Regions from separate parts of the Homo sapiens genome. Here region 1 is linked to region 2. A link is a contact called in ENCODE POLR2A ChIA-PET data. All regions are on one chromosome and are shown on one strand. Each heading gives the region's core, a stretch centred on a gene start or an enhancer-like site at or near the end of the contact. The rest is flanking DNA. Distances are from core to core; before and after follow the strand shown. Region 1 overlaps ZNF532 (zinc finger protein 532). Region 2 overlaps ALPK2 (alpha kinase 2).

The links. ChIA-PET counts read pairs that join two places held with the same protein, here RNA polymerase II (POLR2A).
Region 1: POLR2A ChIA-PET joins it to region 2 with 16 read pairs in BJ. The contact joins two enhancer-like sites. POLR2A ChIA-PET finds 5 or more read pairs at or near these places in 3 of 52 experiments (BJ, WTC11 and endothelial cell of umbilical vein).

Annotation. Positions count from the first base shown.
Region 1 is chr18:58,868,098-58,872,006 of GRCh38, forward strand. The region is part of intron 2 of ZNF532 (zinc finger protein 532); the gene reads left to right. Among named protein-coding and RNA genes, the nearest start is that of ZNF532, 5.2 kb to the left of the region's middle. RefSeq lists an enhancer at 1,876-2,857. Within about 2 kb of position 2,219, at least 3 of the 41 ENCODE cell types and tissues checked have a DNase peak (open chromatin) inside an H3K27ac peak, as active enhancers do.
Region 2 is chr18:58,577,144-58,580,824 of GRCh38, forward strand. It overlaps ALPK2 (alpha kinase 2), which reads right to left. Exons shown (of 13, transcript NM_052947.4): 4 at 1,671-3,405. Among named protein-coding and RNA genes, the nearest start is that of SNORA108, 22 kb to the right of the region's middle. RefSeq lists an enhancer at 2,404-2,951. Within about 2 kb of position 2,093, at least 4 of the 41 ENCODE cell types and tissues checked have a DNase peak (open chromatin) inside an H3K27ac peak, as active enhancers do.

The DNA.
Region 1 (3,909 bases), core at 969-3,468, 290 kb after region 2:
TTGAACAACCTTTACCGTATCCTTGGTAGAACTCCAGCTGGCTGTTAACAGGTGAAGCAGAGGTTGCCAACACAAGGGAAACTGACTCCATTCCCCATCATGTACTCCTAATCCCAGGACCATCAGAACAAGAACTACAGACTTGATAAACATTATGGAAACACACACCTTCGTGTTCATTTTATTTTAGGGCTGATCTTTAACTAAGTCATGGTTAAAGAATTAGCTTAAAAAAATTTAAAATTTGTGTACAGGAAAATTTACTCTGTGGTGTACCGTTCTGTGGGTTTTGGCATATGTGTAGAGTCACTTATCCACCACCACGGGCGAAGCAGAACAGGCCCATCACACCAGAGCATTTCCTCTTGCCGCCCCTCTGTAGTCAGCCTCTCCTACCCCTGGCATCCACTGTCTCACTATAGGGACATGGTTCTCTCGTCCTAGAGTTTGGGCTTTCTAGAATGTCAGATAGCAAGATGCGTTTCAGATTCATCCATGTTTCTCTGTGTTTCGATACTTGGTTCTTTGTCATTGCTGAGTAGTATTCTGCTGTATGGATGTACCACAGTTTATTCATTTGCTGGGTGAAGGACATTAGGGTTGTTTCCAGTTTTTGCTAATTGTGAGTAAAGTTGCTGTAAGCATTTGTGTGAAACAGGTTTTTGTGTGAACATAAGTTTTTATTTCTTTTTGCTAAATGCAGTCACGTGTCGATTAATGCAGGGGTACATTCTGAGAAATGTATCATTAGACAGTCTTGTCATTGTGCAAAGATAGAATGTACTTACACAAACCTAGATGGTGTAGCCTACTATAGCCTACTATATACCTAGGCTATATGGTGTAGCCCATTGCTCCTAGGTTGTAAACCTATACAGCATCTTACTGTACTGCATACTGTAGGCAGTTTTAATACAGTGGTAACTATTTGTGTTTCTGACCAATCTAAACACATAAAAGGTACGGGAAAAATATGGTATTATAATCTTATGGGATCACTGTGTGTACGTGGGCCATTGTTGACCAAAATGTTGGTTTGCGTTGCATGACTGTTCCTAGAATTGGGGTGGCTGGATCACATGGTACATACATAAGAGTTAGAAGTTTGAATGAAAATAAATCCAACTTGTAACTCACAAAAAAGATCTAGCGTTGACAGCTGCAGTTAAGACTCGCCGAGAAAGAGATCGTAGTGAACATTGTCTGAAGACACACGAGAGATGATCATGATAATAGAACACTCTCTAATGGGATGACATGCTTTGTAACCCTGAACTAATCAGAATTAGCCAAAAGTGGAAACAGAAAACTGCAAGTGGTAAAATATCCTTTATTTCCTGCAGCAATTATTTTTAATCTCTTCGGAAACATTTGGCAGTCTAATTTTTACATTCAGGTTCAATAAAACACAAAACAACAATAGAATAGAAATTTTGGAAAGTGATACCACAGATCATTGTTGAAATCTTAGTTGTGTGTTATTAACTTCTGAATTATAATTTGATTTATGGACTGCCAAAGTATTGGGGTCATTTTATTAATAATATTTGAAGTTATTCAGCTTTTATGTATTTTTAGGAACTGAAAATGTTTAAGCAATATTCAGTGAAAGCAGTGAAGAGGGGAGATTTTGGAAGATTTGTTTGGAAGATTTTGGAAGATCTGTTTTTTTTTTTTTTTTTTTTTGGAGTTGGAGTCTCGCTTTGTTGTCCAGGCTGGAGTTCAGTGGCGTGATCTCGGCTCACTGCAACCTCTGTCTCCCAGGTTCAAGCGATTCTCCTGCCTCAGCCTCCTGAGTAGCTGGGATTACAGGTGCGTGCCACCATGCCTGGCTAATTTTTTGTATTTTTAGTAGAGATGGGGCTTCACCATGTTGGTCAGGCTGGTCTCGAACTCCTGACCTTGTGATCCGCCCGCCTCAACCTCCCAGAGTGCTGGGATTACAGGTGTGAGCCACTGTGCCCAGCCCAGGTTGTTTTTTTTTTTTTTTTTTTTTTAAGGATAAAATAGCTTTCAGGATTGGGAAGAACAGACAAAGGTAATGGTGGTACAGATGGAGGGGAGCCCAAGAAGTGGGACATGATGTTAACCTGGGGATTGCCTTGTCATTTAACAGATGCTTACTGAGTGTTTAAGCACTGGGCATTGTGCTAAGCACAGGAGTGCAGAGGGAAAAGGGCCCCAGGGAGAAAAATCTAGTGGAAGGAGCCCCCAGAAGCTATGATAGGAATGTGAATAGGCCGCCTCATGCCAAGCGTCCACAGAGGAGCTGTGAAAGACTGGTAAGAATATGTGAGGCAGTCAGAGCCTGGGAGAGCATCTAAGTCCATGCAGCACACGTGGAAAGGTCTGGGGAGAGCTTGGTGTTTCGAGTGGGGTGTGGGTGTGCGAGGGGATGGAGCTGGAAGGCAGTTGAGGGTCACCTGATGAGGCCTTTTGGTGCAGTGCCTTGAGGATGGACTTCTGTGTAGGCAGAAAAGACGGACCTTTCGTTACAAAGGTCCTGTGGCAGCCCCATGGAGGTTGGAATAGAGGCTGTACAGGCTGGAGGTAGGGAGGCCAAAGAGGGAACCGGCAATCCAGGAGAGAAAGGATGAGGGTCTTTCATCCCAGGTGTTGTTTGTGGGGATGGAGTGGTAGGTGGGGGCTGCTTCAGGGGCCAGGTAGTGCCTGATTGGAGGAGTAAGGCTGCTTCTTAGGTGGCTGTCTGGGGGTTGCTTGGAGACTGGGTGTTCTGTCTTTGAGATAGCAAATTCCGAAGGCAGAATAGATTTGGAAGAGTGGAGGTGGAGGGACTTGATACAGTGAGTTCAGTTTTGGGCTCCAATTGCCTCTGGCTCTGTGAGTCTGGAATTTAGGAGGGTTGCTTGGGCTGGAGGTCAAGATTGGTAGTAATGAACATAAAACAGAGAGGATAGAAGAAAGGTGTTTTAAAAGGGGTTGGGTTTGGGTCCCCTAAGATAGTGGCTTACGTAGTAAAAACCATAAACGAAGCGGCAGGGGTGGCTGAAGAACTTAGAACCTGTGCTTTAGCAAGTTGGAGGGCAGAAGATTCCCAGGAAGGTAGAAAATGTAGCTAAAACCTGCAGATGCTGCAGTAGGTGATGGCACTTTACGTCTGTTATCCCATTTTTCTGATTTTTAAACCTTTTCTTAGAGGTGGGGTCCTGCTATGTTGCCCAGACTGGACTCAAACTAGCTGGACTTGAACTCCTTGGCTCAAGGGATCCTCCTGCCTCGGCTTCCCAAGCAGCCAAGTAGCTGGCACTATAGGCATGCACCACCGCAGCAGCTATTATGTTACCTCATTTGATACCGAAATGATGAGAGGAGCTGTACATGTTTTTCCCTGTGGTACCAGTGGGGAAACAGACAGAGACCCTCCCAGCTCGTAAGTGGAAGTGGAAACAGGATTTGAAACATGCTCCTTCTCACTGTGCTGTTCTGCCTTGGGGGAGCACAGTTGGTGGACTGAGGGGTGAGCATGGAAGCTGTTTCAGGGTGTGGAGGTGCCCAGAGAGGGCACAGCAGGTGCTAAACAGCAAAGACACTGGCGCCGTTCACGTTGGAGGTGATAGCTGATGACTGCCAGCGTGAGAATATGCAGTGGAGAAGTTTGAGGTACACTCAGGGCCTTTGTATTTAGCCAGATTTTCCTGATTGTAGTCAGCACAGAGAGCAGGGCATCTGTATTTGCACCAGAGACATCTCTAGAAATAGCATGTTGAAAAGACTTATTTTATTGGGCACTGGGGTGAGGATACAGATTGGAGGGGAGAAGGGCTAGAAAGATGTATTTGTTTTATGTATTCTTTGAAAAGGCTGAGAAAATCAAAGCAAATTGAAAGTGGTGCCGAGAAGAATCTTTTGTTCCAACAATAAATAAACACAGTTTAAAGAATTCTTTGA
Region 2 (3,681 bases), core at 843-3,342:
CTTGCTAGTAAACAAGTGAGCCAGGGCTCTCGATCTCAGAATTCAGTTTAGGTCACAAGCTGAGGATGACAGAGGGGGCTCTTCCCTCCAGCTCTTTGAAATTTGGGGCAGATGGATGAGACAGCAATTGCCTTCCACAATGGTGGATCTAAAACCAATATCGTCAGTAAATAGGTAAATAGCCCCCTTCCCTTCCACTTCTTTTGAGCTACTTTATCACCTTCCCCCACCTTCAATAATAAAGTAATTTGTCCAGTGAAACACTTTGAGTGGATAAATGACTGTAAAAAAAGCACTTAGCTGAGCACGGAAGAGCATTTTATGACTAGAAAAGGAAATGCCATGTTTATCAACATGAAAAAATTAACATTGTCACTTTATTTTGTATTAACATATGGTCAAAGCACCTCCCTAAGCTTATCTTGGGCATGAAACTGTGGTCATTGGTGTGTGAGCTGCTAAGAGACATGTGTTAAATAACTGGATAGGAGAATCTGGTTCTCCTGTGAAAAGTAAAATATAAATGTGGCTTTTACCTGGCCAGTTTGGCCAGCAGAACAGAACAATTTGCTCAATCAACAGTTACCTAAAATCTGGAGATTTTTAGATTGGCTTTTTTATGACTGGGTCTATAGAAATTCATGTGTCAATTTTTAATATTTTCACAGAGTTAAGTCACTTTGCATTGGGAATATTTTATCTTTGGAGTGTATCTAGTCTTCTATAAAAATAATACTAGTTTTCTAGTACAAAATTGGGAAAAAGGGGAATACAAAGTATAGTAAAAATAACAGACAAATAAGTTTTCTTAGGTATTTATTTACAAAACTCAAATCTTGCCCATATTACAGCGTAAGTCCAAAGCTCATTTGGGACCCTTTGAAACTGAAAATATCATTAAAAATATAAGTTATGTATCAAGCACAACATCTTTTGTGCATTGATTATTCCTATAAATTTAATTCCATCTCTTTACACTCCCAAATCAGTAATAAGGGAAAACAAATTTATTTCTTGGCAGCTTTTTTTCTCTTAGCCTCTTTTATACTCTGTTTTAAACAAAATAAGACAAACATCCAATCAAAAACATCCCACCAGTGAGGCAACAGTTAATCTGCCTGCTTTCCCTAGCATCACAAAAAAAGTGAAGTCTACAAGTCTTTCAGACACACTGAAGTCTTTCATTCATACCACAAATTCTGATTAAAGCCAAGACCTATCATTTTCAAAGCACTTCCCTGCAAATGACTAAAAACAATGTTTTTTTCCCCCTTCTTCCTTTAAAGGCTACACCCAAAACATTTGCTTGAGAAACTTTCTGAATAGTGGCATTGCCTGGTAAAACACATGCAGCAGACAAAATATCAGATTTCTTTTTCCAGCTGTCCAGAATCCCATTAGTGCCTCTTAACTTCTATCAGTCTTTTGCTATAATTAGGATGGCTTAGGGTTTATCTGGGCCTTTTTTTCAAAACCAGATTTCCTTCCGAGCAGCAGCAGCTGTCATGCACAAGTACCCTGATGGTGTTGGGAAACTTATTTTGATTTACATTATGGTATAGCAATTGTGAATGTGAAGTAAAGGAAGAGACACACACACACACACACACACACACACACACACACACGGTTCTTTTTATCTCGTAATTTCTTTAAAAGAAAAGTCTTACCTGAGGAGGATCACTCCAGTCTGGAACCTGGCTTGTTTCAAATAGAGTATTAACTTGCATGCCTTCTCCCTTGCAATTTGTGTTGCCTTCTTTGGAGACTGAGTCTGTTGAAGTTTGAAGGGTTTTTGCTTCTTGCTCTGCCTGGGTTGAAATAGCACATTCTCTTGCATCAGCATGGGAACTCCGACCAGTCGCTGCTGCTGTGGTGTGAGAAGTCTCTCTTTTATCACTCTGGGTTAGTGGGGGCTCAGCAGATTCTTTGGCAGAGCAGAGATGAAGGGTACCTTCTGTTGTACTTTCTCTCAGGTTGGCATTCGGCTTCTTGGGATTTCCCTTCATTCCCGGCTGCCTCACCCTGGCAGATTTCCTTGAACCCCTCTTGCTCCATAAGTCCTTTCCCCCCACTCTCTTGTCAGCTGCCGTCTCCCAACACTGGCTCATCCCTGAGTTTTCTGACTCACCAGACAAGAGCTTCATCTCTGTCTCTCTTACTGATTCATCCATGTTGAGCAGATTGTCACTGGCAAATTCCTCTCTTGCTTGGTGGCTGTCTCTGGTTTCTCCTTGAATTCCTGGATAATCATTTTCAGCAGCCTCGGGAGCAGTGGGGAGTTTATATCTCCCCTGTTCTGTCACTGAAGACGTTCCATCCTGGTGAGGTCCCAAAATGAGAGTCATCCCTGTTTGTGGGGATGAGGGACCGTGCTTGGAGACTCTGCTGCTCCTCACCCCAACTTCTTGGGGTTGTGAGTGATGACCACAGAAGCCAGCAGTGGCAACCATAGGCCCAGCGTCACCCGACACCCGAGACCCACAACCCATTCCACTGAGGAAATGCTCACACCCACCCAGGCAATGCTCACCGAATTCCATCTCTTCGTCATCGCTTTCTAATAAAAAAACATGCTCAGTCCCCAGCAGGTTCCTTTGCCAAACTGCATTAGAGTAATCCGTCATAACATCAGAACATTCCAGATACTCCAGGTCATCATCTGAAAACTCCTCGGTGTAGGTTAGGGTTATCTCTGGGCAAAGTTCATAGTCACTGTCAGAGTCTTCACTGGAAAGCTGTGGGCTGGGTTGTTTGTTGGCCACGGCACTGTCACCTGGGTAAATGTGTGCAGTTGCCTCAGATAGCGGGAGGCTGAAGCTAATGTATTTCTGTACTTTGGGATTTTGCTGACTAGAGCGTAAGCCTTCATCATGAGGACCATCATTGTTCAGGTCACCATCCGTGAACTTTGATGCCATGGAATGCACTGTCTTGTGGCAACATCTGTCTTGTTTTTCATAAATATGACTTGAATTAAGAAAAAGCAACCCATTTGCAATTTCTTCTGTGTTACTTGGATCATAAGCCTCTCCAGTGTGCCTTGTTCCTTTAACACCCAAAGGATTTTCAGAACTGGACACACTAATGTCAAGATTGCCCAATGACTGGAGGGAGAGTGAATGGTTGGATTTGGAGGGGGAGGAGTCAGCTGACCTGGGAGTGCCCGGGGAGATGCTTTCTTCTTCCTTATAAGGATGTTCCTTCTCATCAATCTGATTTGCCCTTTCTTCTTCATGTGTCCCTGTTTCATGTTTCCAACCCCTGTCCCTGTCATCTTCCAGGTTAGGAGACAATTGTGGGTTCTCTGATGAGCACTCAACCTCAACGGAAGCAGAACAACAGATCATTCCAAAAGAGTTTTTAGCCGAGATTTGATAGACAGCAGCATCATTTTTGGTACAGCTAGGATGAAGAGAATATATAGATAAGTTTGCCACATTTGGACATGCATGCCAACATTTTCACACCATGGCACACAGAGAAAATGACCATCATTTTACTGCATGTTCAAGGAGATCTGTGATCTCCCTGGAAAAGAGTTTGTGGCCAAAGGCAACTGACCTCTGGGCTCCGGTGCCCCTAGTGCTGAGAATCCTAGGCAATCAGCATCCTCCCTTGAAACTTTCCTCAACGCTGCCTCAAATGGAAAATGCTGAGGATTGCACCATGACAGTTTAC